Regions from separate parts of the Homo sapiens genome. Here region 2 is linked to region 1. A link is a loop called in an ENCODE intact Hi-C map of the cell type or tissue named here. Cell type or tissue: A673. All regions are shown on one strand. Each heading gives the region's core, and the rest is flanking DNA. Links, peaks and the distances in the headings are about the cores only. Region 1 has its middle 330 kb from the start of LINC01648. Region 2 has its middle 74 kb from the start of LINC01648.

Evidence for each region. A loop is a pair of places that touch in the nucleus more often than their neighbours do. Peaks named below come from ENCODE experiments on the same cell type or tissue, not always from the same donor. Only the 100,000 strongest peaks of a DNase experiment are listed, where the experiment ranks them.
Region 2: it touches region 1 in a loop (9-fold over the local background); 8 of 110 quality-filtered maps call a loop at or near these places.

The regions. Positions count from the first base shown.
Region 1 is chr1:29,700,254-29,716,340 of GRCh38, forward strand. No RefSeq gene overlaps it. Among named protein-coding and RNA genes, the nearest start is that of LINC01648, 330 kb to the right of the region's middle. RefSeq lists enhancers at 6,258-6,758, 6,759-7,259, 8,635-9,229, 8,940-10,139, 9,230-9,823 and 1 more and a silencer at 6,745-7,074. In A673, for the core only: a CTCF peak has its summit at 6,959 (motif pointing right); DNase peaks (open chromatin) are centred at 6,888, 8,368, 8,958, 9,648 and 1 weaker place; H3K27ac peaks cover 3,751 bases.
Region 2 is chr1:30,103,168-30,119,254 of GRCh38, forward strand. No RefSeq gene overlaps it. Among named protein-coding and RNA genes, the nearest start is that of LINC01648, 74 kb to the left of the region's middle. RefSeq lists an enhancer at 3,521-4,022. In A673, for the core only: a CTCF peak has its summit at 8,510 (motif pointing left); a DNase peak (open chromatin) is centred at 8,484; H3K27ac peaks cover 348 bases.

The DNA of each region.
Region 1 (16,087 bases), core at 3,763-11,762:
CTTACCCTTGCATCCATATATGCCGGGCACATAGTAGGTACACAGCAAATCACCCGGATGAAAAAGCAGAAAGATAACAATGGGAAGGAGCAAAGAATAAAAAAGCTCATGCTCCTTTAAATAGAGCAGAAATAACTCGGAATATTGTTGGTTGTTTTTACTTGTGGGATGGGAAGATTGGATTCTATCCTCCTATTCTATTCTATTCTATTCTATTCTATTCTATTCTATTCTATTCTATTCTATTGTATTCTATTCTATTCTATTACTTAAAATCAGAGCTAATAATTACAGCTCCCATTTCTGATTTGTGCCTTCTAGACTTAGCCCTGAAGGGAGGAACTGTTTCATATTTAATCAGTATTCGTTCTGGAATGCTCTTGGGGAAGCAAACTCACTTCAGGGCTGTGTAGTTGAATTCTCAGCAATGCTAATTAGATTGGGAAAGAGCCTGTGCTCACAGCAGGACTGCTGCAGGGTCACCCACTAACAAGCCAAGCCCCACCTGCCATCCAACTGCCCATACCTACCTCACCCTCCCTGTTCTCATCTCTCCAGCCCCCACTTCCATGGAGAGCAGAACCAGTCATACTTCTCATGCCTGTAATGACTGATGAATCTTCTTTGTGAGGAAGAATAGCAGCCAAAGTTCACAGGGGAAGTAGCTGCCCTCCCCACAAGTGTCCCTCATAAGCTTCCTGGAGCTGGTGGTGAGGGGTAGGAGGAAGAAGAGGGATGGGCAGTGGGAGCATCAGTAGATAATCAGCCTATTCCTTCTCCTGGTGGGGACAGGAATTCCCTTAATCAACTCTCTTCTCCCTATTAATTCTGCTCAATCCAACCTGTTTATTATCATCACCATCATCACCATCATTTTAACTACCAGGTCATGGATGTTACTGGGTACCAGACAATTTAAACACAAGATTGCAAATACCAAAGGAAAACCTGCAAGACAGTATCATTATCTACATTTCACAGATGAGAAAACTGAGGCTTAGAAGGTAAAATCAAGTTGGGCGCAGTGGCTCACACCTGTAATCCCAGCACTTTGGGAGGCTGAGGTGGGCGGATCACGAGGTGAGGAGTTCGAGACCAGCCTGGCCAATGTAGTGAAACCTCATCTCTACTAAAAAATACAAAATTAGCTGGGCATGGTGGTGCATGCCTGTAATCCCAGCTACTCAGGAGGCTGAGGCAGGAGAATTGCTTGAACCTGGGAGGCAGAAGTTGCAGTGAGCCGAGATCGCGCCACCGCACTCCAGCCTGGGCGACAGAGCGAGATTCCATCTCAAAAAAAGAAGGTAAATTCACTGGTCCTATGGCTTGTAAGTTGGGGAGCGAAGACTAGAACAGAGGACAGTAAAGCCTGCATTCCGGCTTCACAGCTTACCAGTTGTGTGAGCCCCGGGCACCTGTCTTAACATCTCTGAGCACCAGTTTCCTCCTCTATCTCATTTTACTTCAAGTCCCCAACAATACTACAAGGTGGTGGTTAGACACTGTGTCCGTTTTGCAGATTCAGAAGCTGGGGCTCAGGGAAGGCAGAGCTTTGCCCACGTTTCAGCCGTCAGGACATGGTGGCGCTGGGATTCAGCCCAGGTCCATCTGATGGTGTTATCCCTTCTGCTGTCCTGTTTTTGCTGCACTCAGCTAGGTCTGTGGAGCAGTTTGCCTTCCCTGGGACCCTGGGGACAGAGGGCTTGCTCAGGGCTAAGGCGTATCTGGCATGTTCAAGCCCATGCCATGATGCTCCCTGTAGAGGGTCAGGCCATCTGAACACATGAACCCACAGGATGTGCTGCGGCATGTGCCAGACCATGGCCTGGATCTCCCCCAGACATCCAAGGGAAGGAGCCTCTCTCCTCTCCCCTCCCACCACCTTCCCTCCTTTTCTCTCTGCCTGGGGCTCATAGAACAGGGGTGGCTTGGAGGCTCTAGCCCTACACTGTCTGGGATGGACTCCTAGCTCTGCCATGTGCCCGGCAGGGTTTTTTTTTTGGCTGGTCTTTTCTCTTCTCTGAGCCTCACCGAGTGGTCTTCTCTGCAAGGAGAGACAGACAATAATGGCACCTGCCTCACTGAAAGTTGAGAGGGAGAAATGGGGAAAGACACACACACTGCTTAGCATCAGGGCTCATGCATGGGGACCACCCAGAACACAGCAGCTACTGCAATATTTGGATTTGGTTTGATTCTCGGGTCCACTTTAGAGGGTAGGCCAGGCCAAAAGTCCTTGGCCCCAGTCCACACAGTAAACTGTGGGAGATGTGGCCTTGGACTTGGATCAGGTGTTCCCAATTCCTTCTCTTGGACCTACCATGATCTTCTCTGTGACCTCAGACACATTCGCCTCTCTCTGTCCCTGACTCTCCATCTTGCCCTGAAAAATCTAGAGTAGAAAGATGACTTCAGGGCTCTCTGCCACCTCTAAGACCCCAGGATGCTGAGCTCATCTGAATCCCCATCTACAGAGGCACTAAAGCTCATTCGGCCCTATCAACATGTTTAAGGCCTGAAAAAAGTTATGAGATTCAAATACAAACAGAAAGATACAACCTTCAAATTGACATGTTTAATTAAATCTCTGCAAAATGTAACATCATCAACTGTCACTTTGTGCTCTCCTTGGCTCTTATGTAGTTATATACATACACTGATTTAATGTGCAATCTTGATATGTTTGATCTGATGGAGAAAGGAGCTTCTAAGAGTATGAAGACCTGGAGCTGGAAGAGGCCTTAGAAGAATAAAGCTTGAGGTGGGTGCGTGGGGTGGAGTTGGGGTTGGAGGAGAGCAGCTTGAGAAGACTGCATGGAGGAGGAGGTATGTGGCTGGGAAGGACATTCGTGGCAGAGGAACAGCATGTGCAAAGGAGCATGGTCTGGAGGGGCCCAGCACGCCTGAGGAGCAGGGACAAGCGATTGCACCTGCAGCATAAAGAGGTGTGGGGCAGGGAAAGAGGGGCTGGAACATAGGTTGTTCTTCCCCCTCTTGAGCCTCTCTCCATCCTGCACCTTCTTTCCCACCATTAGAGCCCAGCTCTGTTGGTGTCCTCACTGAGGCTAGGCTTGATGTCCTCGGCCATTGCAGAGGCCCCAGGCCTGGTTGGGTCTCTCTGCTGACTGCCGGGGCCTGGCTCGAGACTTCTGGTCCTGTCAACTCCACTTCTGCCCTCAGGGCGTTGGCATCAGAGGCAGAGAGGTAGGATGAAAAGAGAAATAGTTTAAAACACAAAACCAGCCCAGACTCCCTTCTCACTCAATTTCCAGAAATAAGCTAATTTCTACTTATTGATATCTCTCTCCGCAGACCAGTGTTTTAACTGAAAGAGCCCAAGTATGCCCTAGCAGTTGCAAGGCCATTTGGGAGAAAGATGCCCATTCTTCTGCCCAACCATAAAGTGCCCTTTGGGAAGTGATGGGAGCCTTGCAGATGTCCAGCTTCCTTGCTGCTGCTCCTTCCTGGAGCCCCTAGTGGCAAAGCTGGGGAATTATTGGTGCTGGATATTCAGTCATTGCTGCAGGTTGCATCCGACCATTAGTGCAGATCTGTGTGTGCAGCCTCACCCGGGCAACGGTCTGGGCGATGGTTCCTTCCCTCAGAGATGCCAAGCACCCGGAAGGAAGGAGAGCACCCAAGCAAAGTGGGCAGCTTTCAGGTGCTGTCGTTCTGGGGTAGGGGCACTCTAAACTCCCTCTGCTCAAATCCATTGATCTGTCATGCCCCGGGTTGGCCCCTGAGCTCCCACCATCGACAGATCCCATGATCTGTCATGCCCCAGGTGACCCCTGAGCTCTGACCCCTCTCCCTGTTGGGTTTTTCTCCTGGTATTTCTTACTGCCTGAAATGATCTTCTTCAGCTGTGTGTTTACATGGCTTCCCAGGGATCATCCACCTACACTGAGGCTTTAGGTTGAATGATGCCTTTTTCTGCAGGCTTCCTTTGCAAAGTGCACAGCCCCTCTGACCTCAGGGGGATTAATGGATGCTTTTGTCTGTGGAAAGCAGGATATTGGAGCTCCTAGGAAACCTAGGAATTGGGGGAGGGCCAGAGGATACTGAGAAAAGAAGAAAAGAGAATGGGGATGGGGGAGGCTTCCAGACAAATTGCACCACCTCCACCTGGCCATCTAGGAGGAGAGGCTGAGCAGGCTGAGCTCCCAATGGCTGTGTAGCCATTGAGGAGAGGGAGTCTCTGCCTATAGAGGACAGTACTGGGACAAGAGAGGCAGGAAGTGACAGGACAGCAGGTTTTGGAATGATAAAGGTTGCTTCCAATGGAAATAAACATCTCATATTAGGAGGGAATCTAGTCTAAGTTGCATGGCCTCCTACACAGAAGCTAGGTGGGTGGAGGGGTGGGTAACCAGTTAAACCGTATTACAAAGGAAGGTGAATTAGATTAGTTGTAAGAGCATTAGTACAGCTCACAGCTCACTGAGTGCCTGGCACTGGGCTCAGCTCTCCACATATAATAACTCATTGACTCTTCATAGCAACGCTGTCAGTCACAAATTGTTATTATTCCCTTTTAACAGAAAGGAAACTGAGGCACAGAGAATAAATCAATGCTCAAAGACATCAGCTGTTAATGATGGAGCCAGGAGTTCCTTTCAACTCCAAATTCTAAAATCCTAGGGTTCTGAGACTTTCAAGATCTTGTTTTTTAATTCTAAAACTTCCATAATTTTATCATGCCATTTAACGTGTTCGATTTCTAACATTCCATGATTCTAAGAGTCTCAGAGTCTATAATTTGATGCTAAGTCTGAGGATCTAAGGCTTGATTGCTCTAAGATTCTCTGTGTCTAATATTTTATAGGTAGCATGGGACTACCTGTGGGAAACCAAACAGCATAAGGTAGGGAAACTCTTCCTTACTCTCCCATGAAGAGAGAAGTCAAGGCTATGTTTCCAAGGGTCAGAGATGTCCCTTCCCACCCCTGGCCTTTGGCAGGGGAAGCCAAAAACGTTGCTTTTCTTGGCCGTTAACCTGAGGTATCCCCAAGGGAGATGGTTGGAAGCCAGTGCTTGAAGCAGAAGGAGACTAGCGAGAAAGAAGAGGGGTCTTGAGAAGCATTTTCCCAGAGGTGGGCCATCAGAAACTCTCCTTGCAGCCCCCACAGTGTCCAGGAGGGGAAGGGAGGTCCTTAGAGGGGAAGGGCTGCCAGGTATGTCCTAGAAGTTGAGCCTATGGGAGGAGTTCTTCCTTTGGACCCACACCCTAGTCCCTTGACTCCTCTCCCTGTTGGGTTTTTCTCATGGTATTTCTTACTGCCTGAAATGATCTTCTTTAGCTGTGTGTTTACATGGCTTCCCAGGAATCATCCATCTACACTGAAGTGTCAGCTACCTGAGGGCAGGGAGAAAGTCTGAGCAGGCTTGCAGTAGGTATTTCTTCTCTGAGTGAGTGGGTGTCCGAATGGCACCATCAGCCCAAGACCAAGATGGCACCCTGGCCTCCTCCCTCACCAATGACTTAGGTCAAGAGACTTAACCTCTTGCTGCCTGTTTGTCTCCATAAAATAGAGGCAGTGATAATGTGCCTTCCCCTTAAGATCAGTGAACGAAGTGTCTAGAGTGTTCAGGATGTTCCTGGCAGATGGGAAGCCCTCAGTGAGGGTTAGCTGTGGCTGTTAATGTTACGATTACTTTCTACCTCGTCTCCCTCATGCCTGGTGAAGAAGGTCCCCGATACCTTTCCTCATCTGACCTCTGATGCTCCCCCAGCCTAACCCACCGGTTTCCCCTCCGTCTTCAGCCACACAAAACTCCCTATCTCTGAAAGCCTCTGCTCTTTCCAGATTCCACACCTCTGGGTACCTCTCCCCTGCCTGGAATGCCCTTCCCATCATCTTTCCCCTGCAAACTCTTACTCCATCTGGATGAACCTGCTCAGATGCCACCCACTCTGTGAAGCCAGTTCAGAGCCCCCTCCCTCACCCTTCTGGAAGCCCCCCCCCCCCCGCCCGGTGTGCCAGCACCTTCTCTGGGCTCCCACAGGAATTGTCACAGGCCAGTGTCATAGCTCCAATCACCCAGCGTGAAAACTGTCACCCCACTGTCATTTTGTTAAGGGATAGGGGTCCTGATCCAGACCCTAAGAGAGGATTCTTGGACCTCACACAAGAAAAAATTGGGAGAGTCCACAGAGTAAAGAAAAGCAAGTTTATTAGGCAAGTAAAAGAATAAACAGTAGCTGCTCCATAGGCACAGCAGGGTGTTCCCGAAGGTAAGAGGAGGAACGTGCCCAACCTAGGTACAATGCTTATTTGTATAGAAGATAAAACATCATGGGGAGATGTGCTGTACTACAAGGGTTTGTGATAAAGGATCGTTCATCTTTGTAACTACTATCTTTCTTTTCTTTTCTTTTTCTTTCTCTTTTTCTTTTTCTGGAGGTAGAGCCTTGTTCTGCCGCCCAGGCTGGAGTGCAGTGGCGCTATCTCAGCTCACTGCAATCTCCGCCTCCCGGGTTCAAGTGATTCTCCTGCCTCAGCCTCCTGAGTAGCTGGGATTACAGGCATGTGCCACCATGCCCGGCTAATTTTTGTACTTGTAGTAGAGACGGGGTTTCACCATATTGGCCAGGCCGAGCCCCTTCCCCATGTGTAAGACGGTGTAGAACCCCCATGTGGCCCGCCCTCCCAGGACAGCAGAGATCGCTGCATCCTCAGGCCGGTGGTCCCCGGAGCAGGCCGTGAAAGGGAAGGGATTCTGTTATTAAAGTCATCAGTTCTGGCGCCTGGGCCCTGGGGAGCCGAGCTTGGCTGGTAATTAGGGTCGTTAGTGGAGACGGAGCCAGCTGGGGCTGATGCCAGCGTGGGCGCAGAGCAGGCAGAGCCCAGGCTGCGGGGAGGGGCGGCCCCAGGACGGTCGGGGCGGGACCTCCACCACCTCTAGGGCGGGACCCGGGCCCGCACCTCCTCCTTGTGGGTGTTGTTGGGGGTGCCGCACCGCTCCCGGCCACGGCCTGAAGGTGGCGGCGCAGGGCCGCACTAGCGCGGCTGGGCGGGGCCGGGAGGAGGTGGGGAGGGGTCTGCAGAGAGGAGGGGAGTGGGGAGGGAAGGAGGGAGGGAGAGAAATGGGGGAAAGGGGAGTATAAGGGAAGGAGAGGAGAGGAGAGGAGGAGAGGGGAGGGGAGGGGAGGAGAGGGGAGGGGAAGAGAGGGGAGGGGAGGAGAGGGGAGGGGAGGGGAAGAGAGGGGAGGGGAGGGGAAGAGAGGGGAGGGGAGGGGAGGGGAGGGGAGGGGAAGAGAGGGGAGGGGAGGGGAAGAGAGGGGAGGGGAGGAGAGGGGAGGGGAGGGGAGGGGAGGGGAGGCAGGAGAGGAGAGGGAGGGGAGGGGAAGAGAGGGGAGGGGAGGAGGGAGGGGGGACGGGGGAGAGAAGGAGGGACACAGAGAGGGGGAAAGATGGGGGTGGGAGAGAGAGACACAGAAGGCCAGAGGGAGGGAGGAAGATAGAAGCCTTCTCCCCTCCCCACCATTTGGGGGATCTGAGGAGCCCAGATCCTCTTGGAACACCCTCTCCCCGATGCTTACAGAGGTCACTTCCTCCTGTAGCCCTCCCTACGCCCTCTGTGGTCTGACCCAGGTGGACCCCAGCCCCATCTTTCTGCACCTCCCCACCCTCCTCTTCCTCCTCCCCACCCTGCTCTGGCTACGCAGAGCTGCCTACCATTTCCAAGGGTGCCAGGCTCCCCCTTTCTCTGCCAGTGCCGTGCCTGTGCCTGGCTGCTGCCACCCACAGTAACCTTCTCCCCCCTAGCGAGCGCCTTCCCCTGGCTCCCCCACTTCTCCTTCAGGTCTCAGCGCAGACACCACCTCCTCCCAGAAGTCCTCCCTGTCTCCATGTCCAGGGCCTTGCCTGCCCCTAGCTCGCCAGCCCCTCGCGCATCTTCCCCCATCAGCAGTGGCCAGGCTGGGCTGTGATTGATTCTGTGTCTGTTTCTCCAGCCAGACTGGAGGCTTCCTGAGGACAGGGACACGGTCTTGTCCCTCTCTGCGTTCCCAGTGTGGCCAGCCCAGTGGATGAACAGCCACAAGTGGACTATACATGATGCCTGAGGGATGAATGGATGATCCCAGGAGGGGCTGGGTTTGGGAGATGAGGAAGAAAGGGACGTGGAGCAGGAGGGAGAAAACACAGCGGAGAGGAGGTTAATTAGGAGAGAGGCCCCAGAACACCCCAGCCACCAGGGTTCAGGGCCTGGGCCCCAGCACTGCAGGTTTCCTGCCCTCCCAAGGACCTCAGTGATCTGCCTTCTGAGGTCAGAGCCCATCTGGCTCTGGGCATCTCTGAGCATCAGGAAGTTGCTCTTCCTCATGGGAATCAGGGCTGCTTGAGTCACAAGTGACAGTATCTGCTCAGCTGCAGGGGAGAGGGGCTTTTGTGTAAGGATCTGGTTTTGCAGATGCAGTGGGAACTCAGAAGGGACTTGGAGCAGGGGTGGGGGCACCAGCCAGAATCAGAGTCACCCACAAACTCCCAGCTCAGTCTTTTTCTAGCTGTGGGGCCTTCAGGAAATTCACTTTAGCTCTTTGGGTCTCGGTATTTTTTCATCTCTAAAAGAGACAGTTTGCAAGCAAAAGCAGAGAGATTTAATAAACTATTTAATAAACTCCCTGGCAGAGGCAGATGGAGTCTGTGCCTAGCAGGGCATAAAGGGGAGAGAGCACTGCAATTACAGCCGCCAAGCGACAGAAGCTGTCAGCAGGTGTCTGCCAGGTGGAAAAAAACCACATCTGGGCCCCATTCCTCAGACGATGACACAGAGTGGGCCACAGAAAGGGGCAAGGGTGGCTGCTGAGCCTGAGTAGGGCTTGGTCTTCTGGAGAACAGCAGGGTGCAGACGGCTACTGCCTGGCCCCTGTGAAAGGAGATCTTAGAAAGACGAAGAGGGACCATTTCCTGTGCAGAGTAACTGATACTCTCTCAGCCTGGTTTTCATTAGCCCAGCCCAGCCTGGGGAGAGGGATGCTTTCCCAGGAAGGGGTGCCCGGGGCTATTGCAAAGCAGGCTGGGAAATGGGGGCAGGCCCTGTCACCGATGTCCTCATTAGCACTCACGTTGATGTTATTTGTGGAGCCCCTGTTCTTGGCCAGATGCTGTGGGTCGTTCTTTTACATCTTCCTTCAAAACTGCCTGGGCAGTGTTTATTTCCTCATTTTGCAGACGAGGGCCCTGAGGCTCACAGCTTGGTCCATCCCTCCACATTCCCAGATTCTGTTCCCTCCTCTGTGGTGACCTTGCTGAGTCACTGTGGGTGAGTCCCCTTCCCTCTCTGGGTTGGAGAGAATGAACCTCAAGGCCCCGTCTAGGCCCAGCACTGGTGGGGGCTGTGCCAGGTAGCATGGTCGGCAGGGCCCCTTCACCCCACATGTAGGCAGCTGGCAGACCTAGTGAAGCTCATCTTCCATTTCCTCCTCTCCTATGATTTGCTGTTGTGGTCCTTGGAGAAGCCCCCGAGTAAATATTAATAATGTACCTTTGTGTACGTTGGCTGAGGGAGAAAATGAATCATTTCCTGCTTCCCTCCTGGGCTCAGAATCTTAACTAAAACTATGCTGGATCTTTCAGCAACTGGGATGGGCCTGTTGGAGGGGGCCGAGGCAGAGCCACGAAACAGCTGCCTCCCCTGGCTGCCCGGATGCTGAAATTTCACCTTTCAAAAGCTGTGCCTGGATTTCCCAATATCACAAAGAGCATGGGTACCAAAAGCTTAGGTTCAAGTCTTTGCTTGCCCCAGCATGCCCCAACTGTGTGGCTATAGTGACTCTTTGAATCTCAGCACAGCCTAAGATGTGTGCCCCATCCGGTAGGGTAAGCTAGCTGCTTTCACGTGGTGAGCTCATTCCATGGCCCTCCTGCTGTCTGAGCAGTTCTTAGGTGCCAGTTTCTGCATGGAAGGCGATCATGAAACATAGGAAGGAAAACACAAATCACACTCCAGCTTGCAGAAGGGACACCGCAAAGGGAGACAGGTGGAGCCATTAGCCAGTGCTCAGGCACTAGTTTGCTGTTTGCAGAGCTCTTTTTCCACTTGATTTTTCATTTGATCTTGAAAAGGAGCCTGGGGGCTGCCCCATTCTACAGACAAGAAAACTGGAACTTGTCAAGGGACTTGAGTAAGGGCTCATTACTAGTGAAGGGAGAAAGGAGATTTAGTCTAGAACTATTTCCAAACCTCATGCTCCTGTCCTCACCGGGCTGCCAGGCAAGGCTGAAGGGAGGTGGCTCAGGAAGAACATGCTCAAGGAGGAAACTTTTGAGCTGGTTTTTGGAAGAAAAGAAGGAACACGATGGAATGGGGAGGGAAAGTCTGGGGGTGGGGAAGCCTCTACAGGTGCAGTCAGCGCATCGAGTCAGGCCTACCTTCTCCACCACCCTCCCCAGACACCCTGGAACACACTTTTCTGCCCCTGCAGAGGCCTTGCCTTCTGCTAGCACTTGGAACTCCAGCCTCTCTCTTCTTGCCCATACTACATTGACTCTATGAAGCCAACTAAGTGGATTTCTGTGCCCCCTTCCACTTGAACCAGTTACCTGCAGAAGCTGGCTCCATCTTCTTCCTCCCCACTGCCATCATTTCTTGCCTACTACAGTCTGATTTCTGTCTTGTCAAGGTTACAAATACCCTTCCTATGCCTCCTCCTTGTGGACATGTCTCTGTCCTTGTGGCCTTTGGCTTCTCAGCGGCATTTGACCCCAGAGATCACTTCTTCCCTCTGGAAACACCATCTCACCTAGGTATCTGTGACTCAATTCTAGTTGGCTGGTTTCTTTTCTACTTCATAGGCTAAGGACCAATAAGGATAAATTCTAGAACTCTCTGTAATTCAAAGATGTCCAGCAGGTATAATAGGCTGCCTCAGGAGGAAGAGGGGAGAAAGGAGGAAGAGGGACTGCTCATATGGTGAGCACTTACTATGTGCCAAGCCCTGTACAAGGCGGTTTAGGTCCCATTGCCTTGTGGGGTAAGAATGTTCATCCCTTTTTTTTTTTTTTTTTTTTTTTTTGAGACGGAGTCTCGCTCTGTCCGCCAGGCTGGAGTGCAGTGGCGCAATCTCGGCTCACTGCAAGCTCCGCTTCCCGGGTTCACGCCATTCTCCTGCCTCAGCCTCCCGAGTAGCTGGGACTACAGGCGCCCGCCACCGCGCCCGGCTAATTTTTTGTATTTTTAGTAGAGACGGGGTTTCACCTTGTTAGCCAGGATGGTCTCGATCTCCTGACCTCATGATCCACCCGCCTCGGCCTCCCAAAGTGCTGGGATTACAGGTGTGAGCCACCGCGCCCGGCCTGTTCATCCCTTTTTTGAGATTGTAAAGCAGAGTCTCAGAACATATGAGGGATGACCCATGGCCACACAGCTAGTAATGGAGGAATGCTGGACTTAAATCTCAATAGTAATTGTTACCGTTTATTAACACCTATGGGTGCCAGGCCCTGAGCATGTTCTATGAGCTGAGCCATCTGGTTCTCACCACAACCCAGACGTGGCTGTCATTCATAGTGCTATGAAATGCAAGGACGTTGTGCCCCAGAAGGTAAAAGATTTACCCAAGTCCTCTCAGGAAGTAGGTGGAGGGGCTGGGTCTGGAGTCTGGGTCTGTCTGAGACCCCAGCCATATTCTTTACCTCCCCTGTTCTTGCAGGGAGCTAAGCATGAGATGACCCTTGAGAGGGTCACTGCTTCAGAAGCCCACTCAGGACTTCATGGCATGGGACCTAAAGACAGAGAAGGTTCTTCCCTGCCCCAAGATTCCAGGAGGCTCCCCCATAGACATTGTTCCTGTAAGTGCCTGTGTTGGCAGCGACTTCCTGTGGTCTCTGAATCATTGTGTTCAGGCTTCATCACAATCAGTTTCTGCAAAAACAGTCATTTCTGCCGTGAAATCTATTCAGCGTGGCCAGCGGGGCAGGAACAGAAGAGAAAGGCCAAGTGGGGTCAATGTGGTGTTTTATGTGGTATTGACCCAGCTTGTCTGTGCAGAGGATGCAGGGAGGGGGACCTGGTGGGAGGGATTAGGTGGCATGTGTTGAGCACCTACTATGTACTGGGCACTGTGCTGGCTTGCTGGCTCTTGGCTTGCTGTAACTCATTTAATATTCAATGAAACAACTCAATGAGAGGAGAACCCGTTTTTGTTTGTTTTAACAAAAGAGGAAACAAGTTCAGAGAAGTTAAGCAACTTGTCCAAGTTCATATAGCCGCTAAGTCGTGGATCAAAGATTCATGCCCAGCACTTCCTGATGTCAAAACTTACGCTCTTCCTAGTTCACTGAAATGAAAGAAGGAGAGAAGAAACCTTTATTGTGAACACTTATTGAGCCCTTTCTAAGAGTCTGGGACTTTGCTTGATAATTCTATTCCAATGTTATACACACTAGGATTCATTACTTGTGTCACCATTTTACAGATGAGGAAACCGAGGCTTGGAGAGGGGACTTGATTGCCTGGGGTCTCATAGCCTGTAAACAGTAGAACCAAGGACTCTGACCCACAGATCATCATCCTTTCCAACATTTTGGGGAGAGAGGAAGAGCCTCATCAGATCACAGTCATCAAGGTGGAGGCTGTAATCTGTGCTAAGAAGGAGGGGTGGGTGAATGGGAAGGCAGTGGCCACTAAAGAGTCATGATTCCTTGAAAGGTGTCACCCTCCTCCTAGGGCCTGGTGGCTGAGGCTGCTCCTGGGTGTCCACTTGCAGTGTGCTGTCACTGGCTGAGGGTGATCACGGGGGCCCTCAACCCCCGTGTGAGCCCACAGCCTTGCCTCTCCGCCAGAGTGTGGCAGGCAGCTGTGGGATGCAGAGGATGTGCCGAAGGAAGCGTCGCATATGGCAGATGGGGAGGAAGGCCTGGGATATAAAACGAGGTCTTGATAGGAAATGAAGGGGAGAGGAGGTGCCCAGGTTTTCAGGGTCCAGGGGTAGTGAAGGGTCCTGGGAGTATGCAGAGCACCATGGGAAGGGGTCCTCAAATACCAAGCCAGAATGACTGCCCTGGAGCCCTCTGGGTCTTGGTGCAGGAGTCATGAGTGTTGATGTAAATGTGGGTCCTGGTAAATGTTTTCTGGAAGCCACTTGAGACAGTGTCTGGGGAACTAGGTGCAGAATCGAGAGAACGAGCAAGGGGCAAGGTGTGAGTCTGACTTTCCTCCTAACCTGCTGTGCAACCTCAGGGAGCTCACACAGCCTCTCTGAGCTTTAGTTTCCCTCTCCAAGTAAAGGATGAGAGTTAAAATCTAGGAGACCTGGCTAGTCTGAGAGTTCTGGATTGTTCAATGTTGTGTCTCCATCATAGTCTTGTGGTTCTAGAAGCTTTAGGACATACATCTTTTGTCATATATATTAGTAAAAATTATTAATTATAGTAAAATACATGTAATGAAATATACCATCTTAACCTTTTTTAAATGTACAGTTCAGTAGTATTAAGAACACTCATGTTGTTATACAGCCATCACCACCACCATCTCCAGAATTTTTCATCTTCCCAAACTGAAACTCTGTACCCATTAAACACTAACTCCCCATTCTCTGCTCCCCCAAGACCTTGGCAACCACCATTCTTCTCTCTGTTTCTATGAATTTGACTCCATCTAGGTACCTCATGGAAGTGGAATCATATACTATCTGTCTTTTTGTGGCTGTCTTATTTTGCTTATAATGTCCTCAAGTTTCATTCATCTTGTAGTTTGTGTCAGAATTTCTTTCCTATTTTAGGTTGAATAATATTCCATTGTGTGTACATGCCAAATTTTGTTTATCCATTCATCCATCTATGGGCAGACACTTGAGTTGCTTCCACCTTCTGGCTATTGTGAGTAATGCTGCTGTGAATATGTGTGATGGTTGATTTGGGATGTCAGCTTGACTGGGTTAAGGGATACCCAGACGGTTACCCATTTTACATATAAGCATTAATTATTCCCAAATGCCCACCCCTGGAGGGTTGCTTTGCACCAGAACCCTGGGAAAGGACTTCTGCTTTGGGTGGAATTCGGGGGTGCTGAGCCCATCTGTCTTGTGCTCTAAGGGAAACCCAGGTGGTTTGGCATTTGATTGAAATGATTGGGCTGCTCCAGGTGTGTCTGTGAGGTGATTGGTGTATGAGTCAGTGGACTGAGTGGGGAAGGCCCGCCCTCAATGTGGACAGGCACCATTCATTCAGCTGAGGGTCTTGATGCAGCAAACAGGCAGGGGAAGGGCAAAGTCTTGCTTCTTCTACCCTTCTCCTATCCTTGGACATCAGAGCTGCAAGTTCTCCGATCTTTGAACTCCACACCAGCAACTCCCTGAGAGGCTTTCAGGCCTTTGGCCTTGGACTGAGAGTCCATTGGCTTCCCTGGTTCTGAGGCCTTCAGATTGAGCTGAGCCACACTACTGGCTTCCCTGGTTCTCCAGCTTGCACATGGCCTATGGTGGGCTGCTCAGCCTCCATAATGGAGTAAGCCAGTTCCTCTAATATGTCTTCTCATATCTCTCTTTATGTCTCCTATCATCAGTTCTGTCTCTCTGGAGATCCCCAACTAAAACTATATGGATATACATGTATCTGTTTAAAACCCAATCTCCACTTCTTTTGGATTTATATAAGGAAGTAAAATAGCTGAATCATATACTAATTCTATTTTTAATTTTTGAATAACTGCCATACTGTTTCCACAGGGGCTGCATTATTTTACATTCCCACCAACAGTGCACAAGGTTCCAATTTCTCCACATCCTCACCATCACTTGTTGTATTCTGTTTTGTTTTGTTTTTGATAGTAGGCATCCTAATGGATGTGGGTGGTGTCTCCCTGTGATTTTGATTTGCATTTCCTTAATTAGTGATGTTGAGTGTCTTTTCGCATGCTTATTGGCTATTTGTATATCTCCTTTGAAGAAATGTCTATTCAAGTCCTTTGTCCATTTAAAAATCTGGTTGTGGCCGGGTGCAGTGGCTCACGCCTGTAATCCCAGCACTTTGAGAGGCTGAGGCAGGTGGATCACAAGGTCAGGAGATTGAGACCATCCTGGCTAACACGGTGAAACCCTGTCTCTACTAAAAATACAGAAAATTAGCCGGGCATGGTGGCAGACGCCTGTGGTCCCAGCTACTCGGGAGGCTGAGGCAGGAGAATGGCATGAACCTGGGAGGCGGAGCTTGCAGTGAGCTGTGATCGCGCCACTGCACTCCAGCCTGGGGGACACAGCGAGACTCCATCTCAAAAAAAAAAAAAAAATCTGATTGTTTGTTTTCTTGTTGTGTTGTAAGAGTTCTTTCCATGTTTTGGATGTTAACCCCTTATCAGATATATAATTTATAATATTTTCACCTATTTTATAGGTTGCTTTTTCACTCTGTTGATTGGGTCCCTTGATGCACAGATGTTCTTAATGTTGATGCATGTTGCTATGTTTTGAGGCTGCTCAGAGGAACAAAGTATTGGGAACAGGCCCCAAATCTGGCCATAAACTGGCTCCGAAACTGGCCATAAACAAAATCTCTGCAACACTGTGACATGTTTGTGATGGCCATGATGCCCACACTGAAGGTTGTGGGTTTACTGGAATGAGGACAAGGAACACCTGGCCCACCCAGGGTGGAAAACCACTTAAAGGTGTTCCTAAGCCACAAAGAATAGCATGAGTTATCTGTGCCTTAAGGACATGTTCCTGCTGCAGATAACTAGCCAGAGCCCATCCCCTTATTTTGGCCCATCCCTTTATTTCCCATAAGGAATACTTTTAGTAAATCTGTAATCTATAGAAACAATGCTTATCACTGGCTTGCTGTCAATACATATGTGGGTAAATCTCTGTTCGAGGCTCTCAGCTCTGAAGGCTGTGAGACCCCTGATTTCCCACTCCACATGCTATATTTCTGTGTGTGTGTCTTTAATTCCTCTAGCACCCCTGGTTTCAGGTCTCCATTACTGAGCTGGTCTCAGCAAATGGTGTCCAATGTGGGCTTGAACCCAGGTCAGAGGGTTGCCAGAGCGACGGTTGGAGAATGTGGAACTAAGCTGGAGGACACCTGAGTACTTTTAAGCAATCCCTGTGGTGAGTAACCACAACACTATATCCTGAGCATCC
Region 2 (16,087 bases), core at 4,017-12,016, 400 kb after region 1:
CCCGTCTTATGGACAATGACTCAGGGACCTGGTGATGGTGATGGGGCTGGACCAGGTTCATGGGCTGTACCTCCCATGTTCCTTTCTCTATTGTGAGTGGCTGGATGGGGCTAGAGAGGGGCAGGCACAGCCATGGACCACCACAGCATCGTACCCAGGAGGAGGATGTGGTCACTGGGCCTTCACAGCACTGCTCTGGGCATGGGCGACTGAGGTAGAGAGCTCACCCTGGCACCCCATCTGCTCAGGCTGACCCAGCCCCTCCTGGGGCGGCCCCACTGACTCTCCTTGGCTGGTTCTGTCCCTGCAGAGTCTTTGAGTTTATCCAAGTGTCTCTCCTATGAGTGTACCCAGCAGGTGAAGGCCGGGCAGGAGGAGGGGAGGCAGCCAGCCAGTGGCTGCCTTGTAACCCACTATAGGCTCATTAGAGCTGCTTTTGAATCCATCACCTTCAGAGAAAGGCAAACTCCAGGGCAGGAGTACCCAGGAACCATCTATCACTCAAGGGCTCCTCACATGGGGAAGCTGCAGTTCTGTCCCTGATTTGCTGATGAATCATTGAAATTTTCCTCAACACTGATTTCTGCCAAACACCCCACCAGCACCCCTACCCCGAACTCATAGTACCTGCATCTCCTGTGCCAAATCTAGGCCTTGCAGAGAACCAGCAGCGGGGCTGGCAGGCTCTCTATCCAGGCCAATGTGCCCATTCACACACTGAAAAGGAATCACATAAGGCCACCTGGATCTCATCCTCCCCACCCTGAATGTGTGAATATCTCATCGGCTGCTTGTGTTGAGAGATCAAGATAGTCTCTGAAATGTGGTACAGCAGCCCGAGCAGAGGAGTGAGGCTTCCTGGAAGGAGGAGGGGGGATTAGTACACGATTCTCCGCACCTGCCCACTCACTGCTGCCCCTTGTTGCCCACACCTCCCTCCTGGAGGGGCTTGGAACCGAATGCTTTAATATGGCCATGCCGGTGCTTTGGCTACTGGAGACTGCTGCCCGGGCCTCTTTCCCAGCACAATCTCGGTTGCAGCCAGACCCCTTCTGGTGGCTGTTAGCTGGTACCGTGTGCATTCACAGACGCTGGAAACCGGGGGGAAGTCAATGAACGCTGTGTGTGTGCATTTTTCCTTTACAAAGCATATTTTCTCCCCATTCTTTGCAGCCCTGAAAGTCTCAGGAAATGAGAAAGTTGAGTCACAAAGAAGTAAGCTGTTAACCAGCTAGTTAAGAAACATGAGCTGAGCTCAAGGTTGATTGATACCAAATCACTCCCTTCCCCTGAGAGAGAGGAGCCTAAAATCTCTGGGCAGAGCAGACAGAAAGGGGTGCATACGTGGGGCCTGGTAAAAGGTTTTAAGAACAAATATATCCCCTCAGCCAGTGCCTGTGTTCCCTCAACCTAACGGCTCGCAAATGGCTGCAGGGGTGGAGTGAACACCCTTTGCCTTAAGACGGTTCATCCCACCAGGGACCATTTCAATTCTGTGAAAATCCCATCTCACAATGAGCTGAAGTCCATTAGTTCATTCATTCATTCATTCATTCATTCATTCATTCATTCATTCATTTGTCTGAGCACCTACTATGTGCCAGGCACTGTTCTAGGTCCCAGGCACACAGCAGGAGGTGCAATAGACATGTCTTTGTGGAGTCAACATTTTACTGAGGAGAAACATGATAAACAAATAGCTACACAGCCAGTCGGGCAGTGAAAATGGCAGAGGGGAACAAAATACAGGGTAAAGGGAATGGGGGTGCTGGGTGGAGGGGCAGTTGATATTGGGTCATTCTGGCCACCACTGGGGAATGTCCACTCCATCACCTGGCCCATGACCACTCAGCTCACTTGTGCTAGGAAGTTTCCAGCCCCAGACTCTGAGGGTCTTGCTCATCTCCTAGAGTCTCCCAGCATCCCACAGGGCCTCCTCGGCCAGCAGATGGGAATGGCTGGGACTTCCTAGGGCCACTGTGGCCACTACAAATGGCACAGAGTTTGCAAAGCCAGCCTGGTCTTTGCCTTCCCTTCCCTTGGCCACACTGTGCTGAGCATTTTAAAGTTAATTGGTTTTGCAATTAGAAGATGCAGAGAACAGGTGATGCAATTAATTTTACATAAATGTGTTCAGGAATAAAGTGTTCCAACCTTCCGTGCATCCTTAAATGGAGCCTGTGTTTACTTCCAAATGGGGTGCCTTCTAGGCATATCAATCTGGGCAGCTCACACAGCTCAACAGGGAGAACTCCTCATCCTGCCTGCCTTTTGGGGGTGCTTTGTGAGGTTCACTGGGTCTTGCCAAACATTATGGTTTAGGAGTAAGTGTAATTTTTTCTGTCTGGTAGATGAAGACACAGAGGGTCAGGGAGGTGCAATGGCTCACCCAAGGTACAATGCAAAGCTGAGACAGAGGAGAGAATGGATGCACGAGAATCTCTGGCTTCCAGACTCATTGCTCTTCCTGCCTCACTGCATATTTAGAAGCCAAATATGCCAAAGTGCATGAGTTTAAAAGACAGAATTGAACCCCTTTTGCCAAATGAAACAGCCTGGTGTATTTTAGTGTCCACTCTATGCCGGCTCCACGCTTGGCCCTCAATTTACATCGCCGTGTCCAGCCCTCACGATAGCCTTCCAGTGGGGCATCATGTTCCAGTTTTACAGATGAAGAAACTGAGGGTCAGAGAAGAGCAGTGGCCTGCTGCAGCCCACACAGCAGGAGTTTAGAGCCTCAGTGTCCTTCGGCTTCTGGACAAGGCGTTCTTTCCACCCCGTGTGTGGTTAAGGAAAGAGCTTCTGAAAGCAATGAGAGACAGAGAGAGGGGGAACATAGGCCTTTTTCAAATACATGAAGCACATCTTTTAACACTCCTGCCCCATGTGTCTGAAAAGCATTTTCAACACTGACTAGAAACACTTTACATCTTTCTCATATTTGATCCCTGCAACAGCCCTCCAAGATAGAGGTCATCACTCCCGTTTTACAGAGGAGGAAACTGAGACACAGGGAAATGCCGTAAACACACTCAGAATCATACAGCAAGCAAGTGAAGGAGGCAGAATTCAGACCCAGGTTCCGCTGACTCTAAAGCCCCTTTAGCACGGGGCAGCGCCTGCTCTGTGGTCCCCCTGGTGGATGGCGGGTTCCCAACACCACTGACAACACCATGTCCTCAGGGAGAGGCGTGAGGTGGGGCTGACCAGCCAGTCTGTTGTGTCTGCTGGTTGCAGGCTTAGATCCTGCCTCTGCTGCTTTCCAGCCATGGGCGTGGAACAAGTTACTCACCTCTCTGGGCCTCAGATTTCTCAGCTGTAAAATGGGCTTATAATAGGATCTTGTAAATACAGGATGCTTTGGAGGATTCAGTGAGGAGGCAAAGTTCTATATTGGCCCTTTCTGGTTTTCTTTGTGGCACACACCTCATTCTATCAGTTTCACTGTTTGTTTATTGAAGGGTTTTTGCCTCCATCTACTTCACCCAAGCAACAGCCCCATGAAGGTATGGGCCACATCTGTCTCAATCCCAGCTGTCTTTTCAAGTCACAGCATGGGGCCAGACACATAGTAGGTATGAAAAGTTGCAAGTGGATGCATTCATAAACTGGCACACAGTAGACGAGGTGCTTAGTTAGTGGACATTTATTAGTGTTCTCTGAATCCTCTAGAGGCCCACATACACATGTCCCTCGGTGACCCTCTCCTCGCCTCTCCAAAGCCTCTCCTGACTCCATGCTCCCCCACCCCTTAGCCCTCCCACCTCTGCCTCCCGTGGTGTTTCTCTGCAGCATGACCCTGAGGTTACTGGCCAAAATGAAGCCTCCCAGAATGTCCACATTTAGATGAGCACTGTCCTTCAAAAGCATCCCCAGGATGCTGGCATTGCCCCAGCCTCTGGCAGGTACTCTCTGAGCTTGTTCACGTGTCACAGAAGTAAATCCTGAACAATCCCGAGCCCCTTTGTCAGGCTGTCCTCTACTCTCTTGGTGCCCCCTGTAGCCCAGGGCCACACAAGGGGTCCTTGACCTTGCCTGGCCTTGAGTTTGGGTCTGTGTGACTTGGCAATCTTCCCATCCACTTGGCCAGACCCACCTCCTTATGATCTGGGGCCACACCTGGGGCCTCCATGTGCAGCCCAAACCTTACACCAACGGCCCCTGGAAGGCGCCCCCTTCTCTTCTCCAAAAGGAAACACCTCAGGACCCTTCCCTACCCTCCCCGACCTGGCTCCCAGTCAGGCTCCTCACACCCAGGCATCTCTCCCAATGTCAGGATCTCTCTGACCATGTAGGGCCCTGAACTGAATGTTGCAGGCTTTTAATCAGCACCCACTGTGTACTGGGCACCTGCCCTCAAATTGCCCAGCCCTGTGGGGAGCATCCTCTCCTTATTCCTGACATGCCCCAAAATCTCGGGCTCTTAGCAGCCCATGGAGGTCGAACAAGGTCTTTCTCTTCCTCAAACACATCCCACACACTCCTGCCTCAGGGCCTTTGCACTTGCTCTTCCCTCTGCCTGGAGGGCTTCGCCCCCACATGTTAGAATGACTTGGATGCTGTTCGGGTGTTTGGGCAAGACTATGGTTGAGGTCCCTGAAATCCTGAAATCCTGTGATTCTGACATTTGACTCTCAGTTTTATAATTTGAGATCTTATTAAAGTCAACATTCTAAGACTCAGTACTATAAGATTCTAGGTTTTGATGACTGTGAGGCTCTAAAATGCTGCCATTCTCAGAAGTGTCCTCTGTCACTGGAGAAACTCCCATCAGAATACGCCATCATCTTAGAGTGGGTTTTTTCCTCTTGCTCGGTCCCCCAGCCAAACCCACAATACACCATGTGAGTGTGGCACTTTGTGGCTTAGACACTGTCAATTCTTTCTGCATTTCTGCGGTCACACACTCACCTTTTCTGCATTTCTGCCGTCACACACTCACCTTATCTGCATGCTCCAGTCTCTGGAATAAATATTAGATGATGATGAATCTTTGGAGATTCTTTTATATGTAGAAGAGCTAAGTCTTCCAGGCAGGTTTTTGATACAGGGCACTAGTCCTGCACTCTCTACAAGGTGCGACTTGTGATTGGGCCACAGGGAGCCCAGAAGAGGGAATAGAGTTCCTCTTTCTTGCCCCAGGGACTGAGAAGAGCCCTTTGTCTGCAGAGGCTTTAGGCTGGGGTGGGGACAAGGTAGGAGGGTGACTATCTCCCAGCGGGTCTGAAAGGAAAGAACTAGCTCATGCTTTTTTGCTGTTGATATTACTACCCTCGTTTTAAGGAAGAGGAAACTGCAACCCACAGAGGTTTTGTGAATTGCCTGAAGCCACAGACATAGCTAGAAGGTAGCAGTCCAGTAACTTGCAACCCTCTCCTGGCTACAAAGATCCTGCAAAGCTTGCCGGAGTTAATAGAGCAGCAAGTGGGAAGCTGAAGCCCCATTCATTGATGTCGACTGCACCTTCATACAAACCTCCTCCTTTATGCCACCCGAGTGCATCCTTCCCGTTTAATCAATCTGTAATGGTAATTAAATGTGGATTGATTATGAAAGGATGCATTTAGTCACAGGTAACGCACAATAACACAGGAGGTAAATCAGGGTTCTTATCAATACAATAACCTTGCAAGCATCCCGTGCAGTTCATTGCACCCTCTGCACTTGGAGCCTTACATGATATTGCCCAGCTCTTACTGATTAGTAAATCTTTACAAATTGATGGCCAGGTGAAATTAATTGGCCACAGTGAGGGGTATGTTTGACCCAGGCCACGAGTTCCACGACCCAGTTGAGACAAGGCGGGAATGGGGGAATATTCTGTAAAGGCGGCACCAGCCACCTGGACCCGCTGTGGGGTCATTGTCCCTCAAATGGCTCTCACGGGGTCTCCATCCCAGCCAGGGTCTAGGCCATCATTCTCACTCACCTGCACTGTAGCCTCAACTTCAACTCTTGCTGGCTCTAATCCACCCTCTGCCCTGGCCATGTGATGATCATTCTAGAAGGCCAGCCTCACTGAAAACCTGCCATGGCTCCCTATTTTCTAAAAATGCCTTAGCCTCGCATTCAAGACCCTCAGGATGGGGGCAGGTTTCTCTCTCCATCCCATCCCCCTCCAGGGACCACCCTTGGTTCTGGCCACACTGAGCAATGGTCCCAGCTTCCTGAACTAAGTTCTCTCAAGCCTATGGACTTTTGTACATCCTTCTCTTTTGCCCTCCCATTGTTATCCCTCTGGCCACTTCACACTCACTATTAAAACTCAAGTGGGAGCTAAGCTATAGGGAGGCAAAGGCATAAGAATGACACAATGGGCTTTGGGGACTCAGGGGGAAAGTTTGGAAAGGGGGTGAGGGATAAAAGACTACAAACTGGGTGCAGTATATACTGCTTGGGTGATGGGTACACCAAAATCTCACAAATCACCACTAAAGAACTTACTCATGTAACTAAACACCAACGTGTTCCCTAATAACCTATGGAAATAAAAAAAATTAAAAAATAGGTAAAATAAAATACTTACTTAACAACAACAACAACAACAAAACAATTTGCTTTACCTCCTCCAGGAAGTCTTCCCAGATAGACCCAGACTGTTTGTTCTGATAGGGCCTGAATTAGTTACCTATTCCTACAATAAAACTGCCTAACAAAACCCAGAGAACCTCACTGGCTAACGTCAGAACACATTTATTGCTCACTCCTCTGGGGTCAGCTGTAGGTTGGCTAGGCAGCCCTGCTGCTCTTGGTTGGATTCACTTACATGTCTGGGGGGTTCCATCATTGCTGGCTGATGTTGGCTGACCTTGGCTGATGTAGTTGAATTTGGATGGGGTGACGGGAGAAACTTGGCTCTGCTCCGTGTGCCTCTCATCCTTCAGAAGGCTGTCCAGCCATGTTCTCACAGCAGTGGTAAGATGCAAGAGCCAGCCCAAGTGCGTCACAGCAGCGTCACGTCTGCCGACATCCCATTGCCCGAAGCAAGTCATATGGGGGAACCATCTGTTTTCTGCCAAGGGACAGGACATGTTGCCCGCCCACAGCACTGCAAAGTTACACGGAAAAGGGTGGTTGCTCGAGAGGGGATGAGAAATTGGGGACCAGTGATGCACATTTTCACAGAGCAAAACGCATTTGTCTTTCAAAGCTCTCAGGACTCCACGATGTAGTAACCTTTAAAAATTTTTAACAGCTTTATTGTGTTACAACAATAAACCGTATATATTTAACATACTGATTTGATGAGTTTGACATATGTACCTACTCGTGAAATCACCATCACAGTCCAGGTAACAGACATACACATCACCCCCAGGTGAGTCCCCTGCCCCTCGGTCAGCCCCCCTCCCATCCTCCCATCACTCACCACCATGCCTGCCTCCTCTGCCCCAGACAAAAATTCATCTGCTTTCCATGACTATCAGTTAGTTTTCATTTTCTAGAATTGTATCTGCTGGAATCATACACTATGTTCTCTTACTTGTCTGGCTTCTTCCACTCCACATAATTACACTGAGATTCCTCTAGGTGATATGTATCAACATTTCCTTTCTTTTTATTACTGAAAAATGTTCATTGTATGGATGAATCACATTTTGTTCCTCCATGCACCTGTTGATGAGTATTTGGATCATTTCCAGTTTGTGGCTATAAATAAAGCTGCTATGAACATTTGTGCACAAATGTGTGCATGGACATATGTCTTCTCTCACAGGTAAACACTTTGGAGCAGAATGACCAGATCATATGGTGGCGTGTGTTCAACTTTCTAAGAAACTGCCAAGCTGTTTCCCAAGGTGGCTTTGCACTCCGCATTCCCGAAAAGAGCCCCAGCCACTCCTCATCCCTCCAGCCCCTGGTGCAGGCAGTTGCCCTTTTATCCTGGGCGGGTGAAGTGACATCCCGCTGTGGTTTTCTTTGGTCCGTCCCGATAACTAACGACGTTGAGCATCTTTTCATGTGCTTACTTCTCACCCTAGCTCTTCATTGGTGATGCGTCTGCTCAGAGGATAATCTGTCATAATTAGGGTCTTCGTTTTATTATGGTTGAGTTTTGAGGGTTATCTATGTGCTCTGGGCATATCTTTACCAGATATGTATTTGGCAAATATTTTCTCCGAGTCTGTGGCTTGCCCTGGGTGAGATTTTTTTTATTTTTAACACATTGATCAATCAATGATTGGCAAGAGCTTCACTGAGAAGGCCCGAGCTGACAGAATGAGTCAGGGTCCAAGCCATTCCCTCCACAAAAATAATCACAAAATAATAATAATAATAATAATAATAGCAAGCAGAGAGGCTTGTGAAGACTCATCAAATCCGTCCTCCTGTCGCCGGTGGCCTGGACTCTATAGAGAAGTCATCCTAAAAATCGGGATCGCCGTGGGGAGGGGAGTGGCGGGGGGAGGTGGATTAGGTCCAGAAAAGCGCACACTCCGGGACCTCGCACAGCATCATTTTGCTGATGCAAGATCGCCCTCTTATGGCCACGGTTCCTCCAGCCACTGAGCTCTGCCCCTCTCTGGGGCTCTGTGAGGCACTGGAAGACAGATAAATGGAAACATTTGTTTTGGCTCCCAAGTTTCTGATGAATACAAGTGTTTTCATTCGCTGGGCAAATATCTCAGTGGAGATGGATGAAAATAAAACTGCGACTGGGGGAGTTGATTCCCGCTTCCCTGGATGAGGCTGCTAAGGGAGGGGAGGTCAGAGGTGGGGCTGGAAGAGAAGCTTGTGTACATGCAGGGCAGAACCCCCATGTCCCCAGGGCCAAGGGCTTCCTGAGGGGCCCAGGCTTTCATGTGCACATCACGGGCCCTCAGCCCGAAACCCCTGAGACGTGGGGTTCCTGGCTGAGAATGCCTAGGAGTGGCCAGTTCTTAGCACCTGCTGCTCCTAGGTCCGGCTCTCACCTGAATCCTCCAAACTCACTGTGTCTGGCCTCCTGCAACCACTGGCCTTTCTCTGCCCCATATTACCCAAGGCTAGGAAGCCTACCAGCCTCCTCCATTTCCTGCAGGACCACAAAGAGGAGGCTGCGACCCACCACTGACATTCCAGAAGCCTAGGTCAAAGGGCAGGGGACCGCAGCACCAAAAAAACAAGACAGACAGATGTTCCTGCCTGGGGTTCCAGAGATCTCCCTGGCTGGCCTCTCCCTTCTGTGGCCCTGACCTGCTGCTCTGGTGTTGATCTACCCTCCTAGGCTCTCTCCACCATCCCCTTAAATGTCAGATCCCCCTCATACTCCCGGCTCTCGTGCCATCACGCCCCAACCCTGACTTCCTGTTGCTGAGTACAAGGCACTGAGTCCTGCCCTCTGCATGTTCCTAAAGGCCCAGGAAAAGAGTCACCTGGCTCAGTTCTTGGTGACACCATTGTAAGCAGCATGAAGAAGCCCTGCAATGCGGTGCTCAGGAGCCTGGCCCTGAAGCCCACGTGCAAATGTCCACTGCACCAACTATGACAACTTCTTTGATTGCTGTGTGCTTCAGTTTCCCCATGTATAAAGGGGAAATTATAGTTTATACTTCATAGAGTTTTCTAGAGGGTTGCATGATTTGAAACCTTTACTGGGTTTAGAATAGTACTTCACACATAGTAAATGCTCAGTTAGTGTTAATACACACTCCTACCTACTCGCCCCACAAACAGCTGGCTCTAAGTTGAATCCTGGAGACTGGCCTCCTTTTTCTTTTTTCTTTTCTTTTCTTTTTCTTTTTTTTTTTTTTTTTGAGATGGAGTCTCACTCCGTTGCCCAGGCTGAAGTGCAGTGGCGCGATCTCGGCTCACTGCAAGCTCCATCTCCTGGGTTCACGCCATTCTCCTGCCTCAGCCTCCCGAATAGCTGGGACTACAGGCGCCCGCCACCACGCCCGGCTATTTTTTTGGATTTTTTAGTAGAGACGGGGTTTCACCATGTTAGCCAGCATGGTCTCGATCTCCTGACCTCGTGATCTGCCTGCCTCGCCCTGGCCTCCTTTTTCTTTAAGTGGATGATGTGAGTGGGAAGGGGTGCAGAGGATGAATATTTGCTCTTCCAGCCTAGAAAGCTCCAGAGGTCCAGGGAGGAAGGAGTTGTAACTTCTGTGTATACGAAGGACTCCCTGCAACACCCTCTGAGGACTGACTGCTGGGGCTGGGCCATGATGAACTGGTGGAGGCATGAAGGAGAGGAGAGGAGGGAAGACAAGGGGCAGGCAGGCAGGGGGTCCCATAGCTGGGACTGTGTTCTTTAGAGGTTTGAATCTTTACAAATCCTGCAGAGCTCTGGAAATCGTCAGCAATGGAGCAGATAGAGGTAATTCATTCACTCACTCATTCTTTCCTGTGTTTATTCAACAAACACTTCCTTGAGCATCTATTGTATGTCAGGCCCTGGCTTAACACTGAGAAGGCAGCAGGCGAACAAGACAGAAGCAATTTCTGACTTCAGGAAACTTACAGTCTAGGAGGAAGACAGACATCGAACAATGAAGAACAGATTTGACTATTTCATTAAGGGGTCTGTGTCCCATCATGTCAGGGGCAGGAGAGGAAGGAAGAAAGTGGCTTTTCAGTGGTGATACAAAAGGAGAGAGTGTTCTAGATAAAGTGTGGGGAGAGATGGGAAGAAGGAACATCAGGTCAAGGACCAGCATGTACAAAGGCCTAGAGGTGAGAAGAAGCATGATTCTTTCTCCGGAGGAACTGCGTGGAGACGTGGGTGGCTGAAGGCTGGTGACCAATGGGGCAAGGGCTAGGATGAAGCCAGAGAGGTTGGCATGTTGAGGTCCCAGGGGGCCAGTCATATGACTGCTTTTCATCCAGAGAGTAGAGGGTGCTAACTGAAGGGCGGTGATGGAAGGCCAGATGACCCTGGGTTGGGAGGGACTTGGGCCAATTCTTATGTGAAACAGTGGGGGTGACTCAACCTCCTTGATGATGTGATCACCAAACCTGTCACAAAACCCAAGCCTCAGAGACCCCTGGAACAGGAGTTCCAGAGACACCAGTGAGATTCATGCCTCCCTAAAATTCCAGCCATGAGGTCCTGATCCCATGACCCGCAGCACAGATGCATGAGAAACATTCTTATGAAATTGATAACATGTGAATTACTAAGAGCAACTTGGTAAACCCATGGATCTCTTGGGATATTGTTTCCCCTGCCCATTTGGTTTGTCTTCAGAGATTTGGATGAGCTGGGATGTGGGAGACGAGACTCCAAAATCACTGTGCCTCTGCAGAAAGATTTATTACCACATATGACAGAGGAACAGAGTAGGCACGTGCTTGCAGGCTCACACCTCCTAACACTGGGTGCAGACGCTCAGGAAAGCCCAGCCAATTCTGTGAATGTTCATTCACCGATCACACTGATTTTTAAAGGCCAGGAGAACACAAGTTCTGGGTGGTGGTAACTGGTGTTTTGAGAACAATGGCTGAATACGTTTGAGGAACACAACATGCAAAACACAGTGTCCTGAACACTTAGAGATGTTCTGCATTAAGAAAACTCTGCAGAGGTTGCAAAGAAAGTTCCAGAGCAGGGCCGGGCATGGTGGCTCATGCCTGTAATCCCAGCACTTTGGGAGGCCCAGGCAGATGGATCACGACGTCAGGAGTTCAAGACTAGCCTGGCCAAGATGGTGAAACCTCGACTCTACTAAAAATACAAAAATTAGCCGGGCATGGTGGTGTGCACCTGTAATCCCAGCTACTAGGGAGGCTGAGGCAGAGAATTGCTTGAACCCAGGAGGCGGAGGTTGCAGTGAGCCGAGATCATACCATTGCACTCCAGCCTGGGTGACAGAGTGAAACTCTGTCTCAAAAAAAAAGAAAGAAAGTTCCAGAGCAGAAACTAAAATTGGCTCTCACAATCCTTTCATTAAAAAGGGAAAGTTGAACCAAAAGTAAAAACAACACATTTCATGGTAAATGGCCTTTCCAACAAAGGACACATGGCTACTTGACACTGACAGCTACAGCTACAGTCACCTTATTCTTCTAATTTCATTGTGAGCCCATCACAATTTCTTTCATTTTATGTATTTATTATTTTAGAGACAGGGTCTCATTCTGTAGCCCAGGCTGGAGTGCAGTGGTGCAATCATGGCTTACTGCAGCCTTGAAGTCCTAGGTTCAAGAGATTCTCCTACTCTCGCTTCCAGGTAGCTGGGACCACAGGTGTGCACCATCGCACCCTACTAACTTTTTTATTTTTTGTAGAGATGGAGATTTTGCTGTGTTGCTCAGGCTGGTCTCGAACTCCTGGCCTCAAGCAATCCTCCTGCCTTGGCCTCCCAAAGTGTTGGGATTAAAGGCATGAGCCACCGCGCCCAGCCCATCCGTCACAATTTCATCCCAGACTGCCATGGCATTCATTGGGGTAAGCCTGTTCATTGGCCCCAGTCAGGACTGGAGAAACTCATTCACTGGCCCCTTCAGAGCATCAGGGGCCTAGTGTGAGGTCTTTATTAACAAAGCTTAATTTTCCTGCTCTCCACCAAGGTCCATACCTCCTGCTGTGGTCTGAATGTTAGTGTTCCCCCAAAATCACATGTTGAAATCTCATGCCCCCAGATGATGGTATTAGGAGGTGGGGCCTTTGAGAGGTGACTAAGTCATGGAGATGGCGCTCATGAATGGGGTTTGTGCCATGGCAGCCCTTGCCGGCCCCACCCCCATCTCCCCTCCACTGAGAAAACTTCAGCCCATTATGACATGGACTCCACAGTGACAGCCTCACAGTCTCTCTCTTTTTTTTTTTTTTTTTTTTTTTGAGACAGAGTCTTGCTGTTTCCCAGGCTGGAGTGCAATGGCATGATCTCAGTTCACTGCAGCCTCTGCTTCCTGGCTTCAAGCTAGTCTCATGCCTCAGCCTCCCGAGGAGCTGGGATTACAGGTGCACACTACCACACCTGGCTAATTTTTGTATTTTTAGTAGAGACGGGGTTTCACTATGTTGGCCAGGCTGGTCTCAAACTCCTTACCACAGGTGATCCACCTGCCTCAGCCTCTCAAAGTGCTGGGATTACAGGTGTGAGCCACTGTGCCCAGCTCCATCTACCTCTCTTATCAAAGGGACCTCAGAGAGCTCCCTTGTCCCTTCCCTTCAGCCGTGTCAGGACACGGCAAGAAGGTGCCATCTCTGCATCAGAAAGCCGTCCCCCACCAGATGCCAAATCTGCCAGCACTTTGATCCTGGATGTTTCAGCCTCCAGAACTGTGACAATTACATTTCTGTTGTTGATAAACTACTCAATTTATGGTATTTTGTTATAGCAGCCCAAACAGACTAAGACAACTTCTATTTAAATTTGCCCCTCCCTTGTCTGTCCCAGACTTGAAATTCTGGGCCCAGCCAGCACTCCAGGCCTAAAATCCGTGGGCTAAGGTAGAGCTGGGAGAGTATCGGCTGCAGGTCAGAAGAGTGAGTCCTAGCCACTGCACTGCCACCAATGTACTGTGTAACCCTGCCAGATCATGTACCCACAGTGGGCCTCAATTTCACCAGCTGTACATGAGGGGGTTGGACGAGATGATCCCCTAGTTCCTCCCTCCTTTGGTGGTCCAAGAATCCATAAGTCTGTATGGGAAAGCTGTGCCCAGATAGTCATAGGAAATTGGTGCTAGGTCTGTTATGATGGTCTCTCCTCGGGAGGTGAGAAAGGAGAATAAACCTCGGTCAGATTATGAACTGTGAACATCACAATCAGAAACGGAAAGACACAAGCTCATGCTGGTCACCGCTGGCCTGGGCCAGGGAGCTTTAGTTCCCAGTGTGAGCTCAGCAAGATGAAGTCCTGACCAAAGCAAACGTGCCCGTCCTCTGATATGTGGGTCACAGGATCAACTAAGCCAGTGAGAAAGAATGAAGCCCCTCCTTGGTGACAGAGCCTTGGGGGACATGGACCAGTAAGGAGGGGCTGACACCTGATGACGGGAGAGTGGATGTGGGAATGGGGCAGCAAATGTCACCATCACTGGCATTAATGGTCATTGTCATCGTCATCATGATTAGAGTACAGCTAAGAATTATCAGGAGCCTCCTATGCACCAGCCTCCTTCTCCAGAGCTCTTCGTAAAACAGTAAGACCAGTTAGTATCTACTGTGTGCTGAGGCTAGGGGAGTCACAGGTGTTGTCATTAGCTTTCACAGCAACCCTACCTGCTACAAGGTCAGTTTAATCATTCCCATTTTATAGATGAGGATACCGAGACTCAGAGAAATTGGGAAACTTACTCAGGGTCTCACAGCCAGGAAGTAGTTGAGCCAGCATGCACTCTGTGGGCCCAGCAGCATCAGGACAGCTCTGCCCACCCTCACCCCTCAGATGGAGACCGGGTCAGCTGAGGTGGACTGAAGTCAGGTATGGTCACCTAAGCCAGGATGTCAGAGCCCAGGGGCGGTGCTAGATTGCAGGTGAATCATCTCCCTCCGATTGTGGAGATTCCTCAGGGTCACCCACATAAGTCCAGTTGAGTTTGGCCATCCCAGCCCAGCTGCCAAGCAAGAGGCAGGAATTAGGTTCACTCTGAACAATAACATTGTGTTTACCTGCTCACGATCCTCTCACCACATCTAACATTCTTTAACTTTTCCTTTGGAAACTGTGCCTCTCGCCTACCACATACTCTTTGTCTAGGTTCTTTGACCAGGACAGAGCCCAGCCCTGCAGCACTGGCGCTAAGGATAAACATGTGTCTCAGGCCTGGCCAATCAGTGACTTCCATTCCACTGAATTTAGTGATTGGCTCAGAGATGGGCATGTGATCCAGGTTAATCCAATCAGAGTTTGCCCTTGGACTTGCAGAAAATAGCATAAAAGAGGCTCTTTCTTTCCTTTCCTTATGGTTGCTAAGCTGGTAGAATATAAGACTGGCATTGCAGGTGCCCATTGTAGGAGGAGACTGTCTAAAAAGAAAGCCGACACAGATAGACAAATCTCTGAAAGATGGAGTAAAATAGAAAAAGAGAGATGGTCAGGGCAGACAGAACATGAGCCTCAGAAGATAGCGACCCTTGTCTGTTTTGCTTTCTACTGTACACCTGCCTGCACAGACTAGGTACAACTGCTTGAGCCCCTGGATCAAGGCACACTTGAAGCCAGCAGTCTCCCAGATGTTCCAGTTTCATGAACCAATGCATTTCTTTTTCTGTTTGGGTCAGTTTGAGATGTCTTTCTGTCACCCGTAAACCAATGAATGAGTCCCAGTTCTGCTCTGTAGCCACCACCAGAAAACATAGTACCTGACATATAATAGATGCCAGGTAAACATTTGGGCAATGAAGGGAAAAAGAATGAATGAGCCTGGCCATTTCTCCCTCTCTGCTTCCCACCCACTGCACACAAGCTGCAGACAGCCTAATGGGGACCATGGCTCTGGGAATTAAAACTTGCTGAAGGATCAACTTTTTCCCCATCAGCAGCAGCATCTGCCCACTGGGCCCTTGGAGGAGGACAGCAGGGCTCAGGGAGGTGGTTGCATTTCTGTGCAGAAACACCAACCCCAGGAGATATCGGAAATGGGCTCAGAGCTGCAGAGATGAGGACTGGGACCCTGTTCCCCTGGCCAGTGGACACTGGCGTGGAAGGACAGTAACAGTAACTCCACACATGTCCACCGAGGTTTACACAATGTGTCCACACAGAATGGATGAGCCCATTGGAGGAGGCGGCACTGAAATCCTGGCTCTTTGTCCTAAATTTTCTATTGATTCATAATATTTGTACGTATTTACGGAGTACATGTGAGATTTTGATACTCTGCCATTTACCAGCTGTGTGGTCTTGGGCAAACCATGTCTCCTCCTTGGAGCTGGGGTTTCTCATCTGCGGAGTGACCCAGCTCACAGGACCGTGGTGAGGAGTCACTGGGATAAGAATTCAACTTTGTGACTGGCACATCGTAAATCCATAGCCAGTACCCAAGTGTTATTAGCCCCACTGTAGAGGCACAGACACAGGGACTTACAGGTGGCCGGTGGCCCGCCTGGGGGGCTGCAGTGGGGAAAAGCATGGTCTGAAGCCAGAGCCCTGTGACTCCCAGGCCAGTGCTCCATCCACTGCATCCTGGGCTCTCAGGAGGAGGTCAAGAG